2 separate regions of the Homo sapiens genome follow, and region 2 is linked to region 1. A link is an interaction called in ENCODE POLR2A ChIA-PET data of the cell type or tissue named here. Cell type or tissue: HepG2. All regions are shown on one strand. Each heading gives the region's core, and the rest is flanking DNA. Links, peaks and the distances in the headings are about the cores only.

The links. Peaks named below come from ENCODE experiments on the same cell type or tissue, not always from the same donor. Only the 100,000 strongest peaks of a DNase experiment are listed, where the experiment ranks them.
Region 2: POLR2A ChIA-PET joins it to region 1 with 10 read pairs; 4 of 35 experiments call an interaction of 5 or more read pairs at or near these places.

Annotation. Positions count from the first base shown.
Region 1 is chr2:62,538,079-62,543,459 of GRCh38, reverse strand. No RefSeq gene overlaps it. Among named protein-coding and RNA genes, the nearest start is that of TMEM17, 35 kb to the right of the region's middle. In HepG2, for the core only: no CTCF peak of the experiment used is centred there; a DNase peak (open chromatin) is centred at 2,999.
Region 2 is chr2:62,483,482-62,488,862 of GRCh38, reverse strand. It overlaps a transcript of TMEM17 not described here. Among named protein-coding and RNA genes, the nearest start is that of TMEM17, 20 kb to the left of the region's middle. In HepG2, for the core only: no CTCF peak of the experiment used is centred there; a DNase peak (open chromatin) is centred at 2,792.

The sequences.
Region 1 (5,381 bases), core at 321-5,320:
TTGCATTAGGTTCAGAAACTGTGGTCTGTATGATTCCAATTTTAAATTGTTGAGATTTGTATTCTAACCTAGCAATGTGGTCAGTTTTCAAAAATACTCCATGTTGGTTGAAAAGAATCTATATTGTGTAGCTGTTAGGTGCAGTGTTCTATGTACTGTACTTAATTAGCACCGGCTTGTTAATTATGTTGTTCTAATCTTTCTCCTTACTGATTTGGTCAACTTTATCTAGGTATTTAACAGCTTAGAATTCTTACATCTTCTTGGAAGACCGAACCTTTTTTATTTTTTTATTTTTTTTCTTATTATTTTTATTATTTTTATTATTTTTTTGAGACAAGGTCTCGCTCTGTCACCCAGGCTGGAGTGCAGGGGCGGAATCTCTGCTCACTGAACCTTCCACCTCCTGGGTTCAAGCAATTCTCCCACCTCAGCCTCTCGAGTAGCTGGGATTACAGTGGCACACCACCATGCCTGGCTATCTTTTGCATTTTTAGTAGAGACAGGGTTTCACCACGTTGGCCAGGCTGATCTCCAACTCCTGGCCTCAGGTGATCCACCCGCCTTGGCTTCCCAAAGTGCGCGGATTACAGGCATGAGCCACCACGCCCGGCCTGAACCTTTTTTATTTATGAAACTCTTTATGAAATGTTCTCTTTATCTTTCGTGAAGGTTTTTGCCTTAAGGGTTATTTTGTCTGATACTAATATAGCAACACCAACATCCTCTTGGTTAGTGTCTGCGTGATACAATTTTTTTTCACGCTCTTATTCTTAACATTTTTGAATCCTTATGTTTTAAATGTGACTTAAGAGAATATACCTGCATTCTTTAAAACACAATATATACTACCAGTCAGTCTTTGCTTATAAATTGAGTAGTCTATTTTACTTATTGATACATTTGGATTTATTTTCACCATCTTATATTGTGCTTTTTATGTATCTTGAACCTTCAATATTTTGTTTTTTCCTCTATTCTCATCTACTTTGTATTATTCTTCTCTTTCCACTTTTTCCCTTTATAGTTAAAAAGTTATACATTCTTGGTAGTTATGCTAGAAATTTTAACTTGGAAACTTAATATCTTTACCATCCTACCACACAATAAACACTTTAATTCTGATCCTCCCCTCCCAGTTACATGCTATTGACAGCTGTGTATTTCATTTCTATCTTGTTTTTTCAGCCCCTTAAGATATTATTTTTTAAAAAGATATTTTTTTAAAAAATTATTGATCTTTGTAGCCAATATTTATTTACAATTAAGCACATATTCAGCACTCTCCTTGCTCCTCATTCTTTTATTCATCTCTGACCTTCCTTGTTCCCTTTCTTCCTGCCTAAATAGCAGCCTTTAGAATTTCCTTTAGTGAGGGTCTATTGATGGCAAACTCTGTTTTTGTTTCTTTGAAGGTGTCTGACTTTGTCATTGTTTTTGAAAGATAATATTCAAATTCTGGTTGACAGTAATTTTCTTTCAACACATTGAAAATGTTAAACTTTTTCTGGCTTCTGTAACTGTTAAGAAGTCTAATTGCCCTGTTGAAAGTACGCTAATCTGTCTTATCTTTCTCTGGCTGCTTTTCAACTTTTTTTCTTTGTTTATGGTATTCTGTAGTTCAACTACATGATGTCTAAGTGTGAATGTCCTTTTATTTATCCTTATTGGGATTGTTGGGCTTTTAAAAACTGTGGTTTGTCATTTCTAAAAAATCCTCAGCCATTACCTCTTCAGTTATTACCTTTGCCCTTCTCCTTCTCTCCTGTCTGTCTGGAACTCCAATTAGATAATTGTTATATTTTTCACAAGACTGTCTTCATGTTTTATAACCTTTCATTCATATTTTCTGTCTCTTAGGGCTACATTCTGGAAATTTTCTTGGATCTATCCATCTGAATCTATTCTCCAGTTGTGATTATTCTGCTGTTAAACCTGTCTATTGTATTTTTAATTTGAAATATTACCTGTTAAACTTCTAGTAGTTCTTTCAGGTCTTCTTCAAATCTTCTGGTCATGTTTTATGCATATTTTCATTTTTTTCTCTTATTTCTTTTAATATATTTAATAGGCTTATTTTATGTTCTGTGTTTAGTAATTTCAATAGCTAAAGCTTTGCAGTCTGATTCTGTTATTCATGTTTATGCTGGCCTTTGCTCATGCTACATTATTGCTATGGTTTGGTTTGTCCCTGCCAAAACTCATGTTGAAATTTCATTCCCAATGTGGCAGTGTTGGGAGTGGGAGCCTAGTGGGAGGTGTTTGGGTCCTCATTAAAGGATTATGGGGGTGGATTCTTCATTCATAGATTAATGCCCTCCTGCTGGGGTGAATTTTTGCTTTTGTGAGAATGAATTATTTCGGAGAGACCAGGTTGTTAATGTCTGGCTTCTTCTCTTGCCGTGGGATCTCTTTGCAGGTATCCCCTCCCCTTCTGCTGTCTGCCATAGTGGAAACAGCCTGAGGCCCTTGCCAGATATAGATGTTCAAACCTGGACTTTCCAGCCACCAGAATCGTCAGCCAAATAAACTTCTTTTCTTTCTAAATCATCCAGTTTCAGGTATTCTGTTATAGCAACACAAAACTGACTAGAGCAATTATTTCCTTTTGCATTTTGTGATTTTGACCATGAGCTTGTATTTTTTTTAGAATTTATTGATGAGAAGCCATCGAGGCCTGTGTTGAAGATGGGTACTTCTAGAATAGGTTTGCATTTGTTTCTGTCAGTTGCCTGGAAACTACAAATTAAGGTTTACTGTGAACTTAATTCTTGACTTGAATTTTTTGGACTCTAAAGAACAGTGTGAATTTGAGCTGCAAGACTGTGTGAGTGCTGGCTATGTTATGAGTTCTCAGGGGAGATGTTTTTTTCTCCCTCCATTTAAAGTCAAGTCTCAAGGCAGGCAATTTTCCTTACAATACTCTGGGGCTTGGGGAAAGGCAGTAAGTTAATTTGTAACCCATCCTTACACAAACAGTGTAATCTTTTGTGGACCCAGCTCTAAGCAGAGGTGGAAGGGACTACAGTTAGACTCACTCTGTGTACACGTTGACCACTGTATTCACTTATTCACTCATGTGAATTTGGCAGATACTCTCAAGGCAAAAACCTCTCCAGGTTTCTGCTTATACTCAGGAGTAAGGAATACTCAGAGGTCAAGTATTAGATGCAAGTGGAAACCCAAGAAACCTCTCCAAGTGGAAACTTCTCCTGTGGAAACCTCTCCTATGGAAACCTCTCCTATGGAAACCTCTCCTGTGGAAAACTCTCCTGGGTTTCCACTTGCATATAATACTTGACCTCTGAGTATTCCTTACTTCTGCCAGCATAAACATGCACTTCAAAAGATTAAAAAATACTTTGTTAATTATTTGTAGTTGTTTTCAGTGAGCTATCATTCAAGGTATGTAGTCTGTCATACTGCCAGACATGGAAGTCCCTCTGCTGCTGCCTGAGGCTTAAAAGTCAATTTCAAGGGTTTCTTCCTTGGTCCTCCCCTCTTCTCATTCTACAGGCCCTCTCCCTCTAGACAGTTTTACTCATTCCCACTACTTTGGTGCTCCTTACCAATTAGTCCCTGACCTATACCTCTGTGTGTTTTCTATAGCTGCTGAAACAACTTTATCACAAATCTGGTGGTTAAAAAATACCATGTACTATCTTATAGTTCTAAAGGCCAGAAGTCTGAAGTCAGTTCCAACAGGCTAAAGTCAATGTATCAGCAGGGCTGGTTTCTCCTGGAGGCTCTAGAAGAGAATCCCTTCTCTGCCTCTTCCAGCTTCTGGGAGATTATTGCTTTCCTTGGATTGTGATTCCTTCTCACATCATTCCTTCCTCTTGCTTCCACTGTTACATCTATTACTCCCTCTGCTGTAGTCAAATCTCCCTCTGTCTCTCTTTTATGAGGACACTCGAGACTATATTTAGGGTCTACCTGGATCTCCAGGATCATCTCCCTATCTCAAGATGCCTTACTTGGCTGGGTGTGGTAGCTCATCCCTGTAATGCCAGCACCTTGGGAGGCCTAGGTGGGAGAATTGCTTGAGCTCAGGAGTTTGAGACCAGCCTGGACAACATAATGAGACCCTGTCTCTACAAAAAATAAAAAATTAGCCAGGCGTGGTGGTGCACGCCTGTAGTCCAAGCTACTCAGGAGGCTGAGGCAGGAGGATTGCTTGAGCTCAGGAAGTTGAGGCTGCATTGAGCTGTGTTTGCACCACTGCACTCCCATCTCAAAAAAAAAAAAAATTCCCTAACTTAATCACATGTGTAAAGTTTCTTTTGCCATGTAAGGTAACATCCACAGGTCCCAGGGATTAGAATCTGGGTATGTTTGGGGGCCATTATTCAGCCTACTACAACCTCCAATCCTCAGCTGCAGACTCAAACTTTCAGTTTCTTTCTCAACTTTTCTCATTACCCAGGCGCTTTAAACTCACTTTTATCTAAAACTGAACTATATTCACCAGCTGTTAGTGACATCACCATCTTCCCAAGCATCCAAATGCAAAGTCAGTATATACTGCTTCTTTTTTCACCCTTTGTCTCCAAACAGTCACTGAGTCCTTATCTAATCTACCTCTAAAAGGTCTCAAATCCAGTCCTCTTCCTTATTCCCACTGCTACTGCTTTCCAGATCTTGTTATCTACTATAATTGTGACCTAACTGAATTTCTTACCTCTGTTTTTCTATGGCCATTAACCTGTTGCCTTGAGTTATCCTTTTTTTTTTTTTTTTTTTTTTTTTTTTTTTTTGAGACAGGGTCTCACTTTGTCACCCAGGCTGGAGTGCAGTGGTGCAATCTCAGGTCACTGCAGCCTCGACTTCCTGGGCTCAAGCCATCCTCCCACCTCAGCCCACTGAGTAGCTGGGACTACAGGCATGCACCACCACACCCAGCTAAAGTTTTTTTTTCTTATTTTTTGCAGTGACAAGGTTTTTCCATATTGCCCAGGCTGGTCTTGAACTCCTGAGCTCAAGTGATCTTGCCTGCCTTGGCCTCCCAAAGTGCTCAGATTACAGGTATGAGCCACCACACCCAGCTATCTTTCTACAACCCAAATGACTAAGTACTGTCTTCTTAAAACTTCCTCAATGGTTCTACCGCTGTCTACTCCATAAAATCCAAGATCATTCAAGGCCCTTTGCAATCTGGCCATAAAGTGAGAGACCAGTCTCATCTTTGCCATGCTCTACTGAGTACTGTGTGTTCTAGGCGACCAAACTTTATCGTATCCTGAACAATCCAGCCTCAGCGCTTTTACATCTCTTCAAGACGCAGCTGAATGCTTAAGTTTTCTGAGACGTGTTGGGAGACCCCGCCACACAGTTAGAATTAATGCTCTATTAACACTCGAGATATTGATTCAATCATTTAC
Region 2 (5,381 bases), core at 203-5,202, 54 kb after region 1:
CTAAGCAGAGAAGCTGTGCTAAGGTTGGAGAAGTTTTTAATTATACTCCAAAAAAAAAAAAAAAAAAAAAGTAGAATAAAACAGAGAGGAAGTGCTAGCAAACAGCAGCTCAGTGTAAACCTTTTAAATCCAGCCTCTTTGTAGGTTGGAGATTTTTGTTTCTTTATTCCTTTATTTCCGTAGATTCAAGATCCAATTCCTAAGCTTCCTAGTCGAGTTGCAGAGGGAATTAAGCTTATTGGGAGAACCACATAGTTGGGTCCTATATGTTTGGATGGCAGTCATAACAGCTGTCAGAATTCCTCTTTATTAGTTGCTTTTAGGATTGTCCTAAGTATCATAGGTTCTCTAAGTTTTTTTTTTTTTTTTCAAAACTCATCCTTTATTTAAAAAAAAAGTTTGTCCATATATTGCTTGCTTGTTACAAATTGTCTACTCCTCCTTCATGGAAAATTCAACAATGTCAGTATCAGGGCCATGGTTTTTATTCTCCATTCAGCATCTTTCTATGACATTCATTTTAATAAATATAAGTAACTTTGCATTTGGGTCATACCTATCTACAGTAGCTATCTGTGTTAAAATTATCATATTGATCACTTTCAAAGCCACCCAGGAAGGCAAAAACAAGGACTCACAGACTCAAGAAGAGGAAATGACAAAGCTCGAGACGAATTCCAAAGGTAGATCAAGTTTGTGTGAACATACAATCTGAATCCAGGTCTGACAGCTGGCCATACAAAGTCATACTTTCCCCACATCCCTCCTCTTTGATAGGCATTGTCATCTAGAGCAATAGCCTCGAAATAGACTGAACACCGTGGCCCATAGCTTAACTCCGTTCCACCTCTATTTCAAAGTAAACTTGGGCTAGGAATGGTGGCTCACACCTGTAATCCCAGCACTTTGGGAGGCCAAGGCAGGCGGATCACCTCAGGTCAGGAGTTCGAGACCAGCCTGGCCAACATGGTGAAACCTCCGTCTCTACTAAAAATACAAAAATTAGCCGGGCATGGTGGCATGAGCCTGTAATCTCAGCTATTCAGAGGCTGAGGCAGGAGGATTGCTTGAACCTGGGAGGTGGAGGTTGCAGTGAGCCGAGATCGCACCACTGCACTCCAGCCTGGGCGACAGAGCGAGACTTCGTCTCGAACAAACAAAGTAAACTTGGAGTGGGGCCTGTGCAAGTTTTATTTTTTTATTTTAATTTTTTTGACTCATACTTTAGCTTCTTTATCCATTAAAGGGGATAATCCCACCCATTCACCTGTTTCACAGGCATTTTTAGGGTCAAATGAGGTATTTAAAAGGGCTTTTAAAAAAGTGAGGGCTTATTATCATGGTGGGCAGAATAATGATCCCCTAGAGATGTCTACATCCTAATCCCTAGAAACTGTGAATAGGTTACATGCAAAAGGGAATCCAGTTTGCAGATGGAACTGAGCTTGCCATTCAGCTGACTTTAAAATAAGGAGAGTATCTTGGATTATCCGATGCAATCACAAGAGAACCGAAATGAGGAAGAGGGAGGCAGAAGAGTGAATGTCAGAGTGATGTGATGTGAGAAAGGCCCGACCAGCTATGACTGGCTTTGAAGAAGGAACAGGCCATGAAACAAGGAATGTGGTGGCAAAAGGTAAGAAAATGGATTCTCCTTGAGCCTCCAGAAAGATGCACAGCCCTGCTGACACCTTGATTTTAGACCAGTGAGATCCATTTTGTTCTTCTGACCTCCAGGACTATAAGATAATAAATATGCATGGTTTTAAGCCACTAAGTTTGTGGTAATTTGTTACATAGCCATTGGAAACTAACACAATTATTAAGATGATTGAACTTCCAAGGACTGAAACAAGTTCTAGATGGATTCTGAGAGCTGAGTGAAATACACTGAGCAGCTCCCCGACCCCACATCACCCCCTTTACCCCCCAGTGTCTGCCTTGTAGATCAGCAAAGCGCATCCACAAGAGAAAGACAGCAGGTCCGGCAGGAGCACAGCAGCCAACCTGAGAGTGATGTAGCTGGGATTGGAGCTGTCCCTGGGATACCTGAGTAAGGGCCCATGCTAAAAATGACAGGAAGCTCATATCTGTCCCATATATTCGATGGGAACACCACCACTGTTACCAAAGTAGGCAGATGATCCTTGCATCCTGTCCCTTCCACTAGAACAGCATCCACTTTGTCTCTTTTCATTCCCTCTATTTTCAGTCTCCTCCAGGCTTCTCCAAACTAATTTCCCTGTTAGCAGGAGTTGGAGCTAGCCAAGAGTCTACCAAATCCCCTAGGGCCAAATGCCCAGGAACACCTCTGTGAGTCAGGTTCCAGATTCACAAACAGGGAAAAGTAACTGAGCAACTTCATTCTTATTCTATTCTTGCTGGAAGATCATTCCTACTTCACATACATCTCATCAGAGGGCCTCCAGGGACAGAGGCAGAGCAAATGCCAGATTTTAAAATTGTTTTCCTCTGGCTGTGCATTAACATTCTATTTCAGTCTTGACCCAAAGCCTGCTCAAGATATAAAGCTTGAGGGGAATTCCAAAGGTGGATCAGAGCCAAACTGATTTTTGTCCACATCTTCAGGCCCCAGTTCTCCCTCACCTCCAGCAGCCTTATCATTAGAATGAAAATCCTGCCCTGGAGGGTCCCCTATTCCTGCAGATTTACAGGCACCCAGCACCCCAGCCAGGCCTGAACCATTCTTTCCTGGTCAATTCAGCTTCCACAGGAGCGTCCACTCTGACCCACATTCCTGGAACGATTTCTTTTGCAAATCAGCAGGTTTTAAGCAAACAAGGGCACATTTCAGGACATTGAACTATGCAATTAGCTGAGGGTAAATTTGGCAAAGCATCTGGTCTGCTTACTAAAATGGAAATGGGGGAAAAAAAAGCACAGTTTTTAAAATTAAACATTCACTTTGTAAGGTCAATTCCGTGCAAATCTTCTTGAAATGACACAGGCACTGGCTCTGTACAAGAGGGTGGAGGGACTAGGATTCTTGGGGCTGTTCAGGAGCACCGTTCACTGATTGGGGCAGACACTGAACATGAGACAAGCATAATTCAGCGGTGCCAAAGAATGACAGCAAATAACCAGTTGTCTTCTGTTGGTGTCTCCAAAATCAACTTTCAGTAGGTTTTCACATTTTACTAAGTTTGAGCAGTAAAACTGCTAAAAGGATACATTGTGTTAATCAAATTAAAGGTATACTTCCTGATCTCTTGGGTCTTAGAACCTGTATCTTATATTAAAAGCTGCGTCCCACTCTTCTGTTGTATAAAGCAAGGTCAAAAGCACAGGCCAATAAGACTATAAAAGGGCAAAGTCGTGGTGGAAAATATACTCATTATTAGACCTTTTGAGCTACTTCCATTGCATGAATATTTTTGTTGAAGTTTTATCATCTCCTCTGAGAATTAGAAAGGCCAGTTTGAGATAATATTTCCAAAGACTAGAGTAAGATAATACATATACAAGCAGGACAATCAGGGAAGTAGGTTTTCGGGAGAAAGAAGTGGGGGAAGAAATAAGGGAATGTAGAAGTCTAATCAATGTTATCATTTCCCCACTTTTACAGCAATGGCATCCTCTGATGCAATAGACATTATGAATCAAGCTGGGCGTGGTAGCTTATGCCTATAATCCTAGCACTTTGGGAGGCCAAGGCAGGAGGATCACTTGAGCCAGGAGTTCAAGACCAGCCTGCACAACATGGTGAAACCCCATCTCTACAAAAATTACCCAAAAAATTAGCCGGGCGTGTTGGCACACACCTGTAGTCCCAGCTACTCAGGAGGCTAGGGTGGGAGGATTCCTTGAGCCTGGGAGGCGGAGGTTGCAGTAAGCTGAGATCATGCCATTGCTCTCCAGCCTGGGTGACAGGTGAAACCCTGTCTCAAAAAACAAAAAAATTATGAATTAGTTGGGAAAGCCATGACTGCTCTTCATTTATATCTCATTCTGCTTGTCTGAGGAATTTTTATGTAATTCTCCACCAGCTCACTCTATAGTATGACCATCCATTTTGGTCAAAGCTGAACTATTCCAAACAATATGGAAAACAGGAGTAAAAACAGGATTTCAGTAGTGACAAATACAGACTTGAAGCCATGAGAACATATCAAAACCCTCAAATAGAAGCTGGAAACCATGAAGAGTTTACATAACGTAAAGGGTCTTAGTGGGCCACAAACTGAACGAAAGTCAGCAGGTCTTAGAAGAGCAAGGATAATCCTTGGGAGGCTAGAAACAAGACCAGAACATGGGTGCACTGCATGTAATTGGGGAAGTTAGCTGCTAGCTCCATGTGACCATTTTTAATTTAAAAATTAATTAAATGTAAATAAAAGTTTAAATTCAGTTCCTTGGTCACACACACCACATTTCAAATGCTCAGCAGTCTCCTGTGGCTGATAGTGGCTGATAAGAGAAAGACAGCAAGACAGTAGGTCCAGCAGGAACATGGCAGCCAATCAGAGTGTGGCATAGCTGGAATCGGAGCTGCTCCCAGGAACCCTGAGAAGGGGCCCATGCTAAAAATGACAGGAGGCTCATATGCATCCCAACTGTTCAATGGGAACATCCCCTAACCCCTGGAACAGGAAAGCGCAGATATAGGTTCCCACCATTGCAGAAAGTTCTAATGGATGGTGCTGCTCTAGAGAAAGAGGGCCCTGCAGATGGTCTGGAAAGACACCAACCAAATCATTGGGAAATGAAACTTTGAAAAATGCAATAAAAGTGAAATTAACTTTCTTAAGCTTTGAAGGGAAAATGGTGAAGAGTGGCTTTAGGCTTTAAAATGGTGATAACTGTTGAGTGAAGACCAGATTTTTTCCACTTGTTTGAAGAGCTAAGGCAGGAAATTTTAACTTAGTCATAGAGAAACTCTCCTTTCCTTGTGAGGTGACTGGATGCTGGAATGGGAAGGAACACTTTCAAATCTGTATCGTAGGCCGGGTGTGGTGGCTCACACCTGTAATCCCAGTGCTTTGGGAGGCCGAGGCAGGTGGATCATCTGAGGTCAGGAGATCAAGACCAGCCTGGCCAACGTGGTGAAACCCCTGTCTCTCCTAAAAATACAAAAATTAGCCGGGCGCGGTGGCACGTGCCTGTAATCCCAGCTACTCAGGAGGCTGAGGCAGGAAAATTACTTGAACCCAGGAGGCGGAGGTTGCAGTGAGCTGAGATCCTGCCATTGCATTCTAGCCTGGGTGACAAGAGTGAACTTGTCTCAAAAAAAAAAAAAAAAAAATGTATCCTGGGAAATACATAAAAATAAGGTAGCAACTTAATATCTAGGGTTTAGGATTTGGGGGACTGACTAGAATGAACTTCACCTTAATCATCTATTTGCTTTGTCTGTTCAAGGC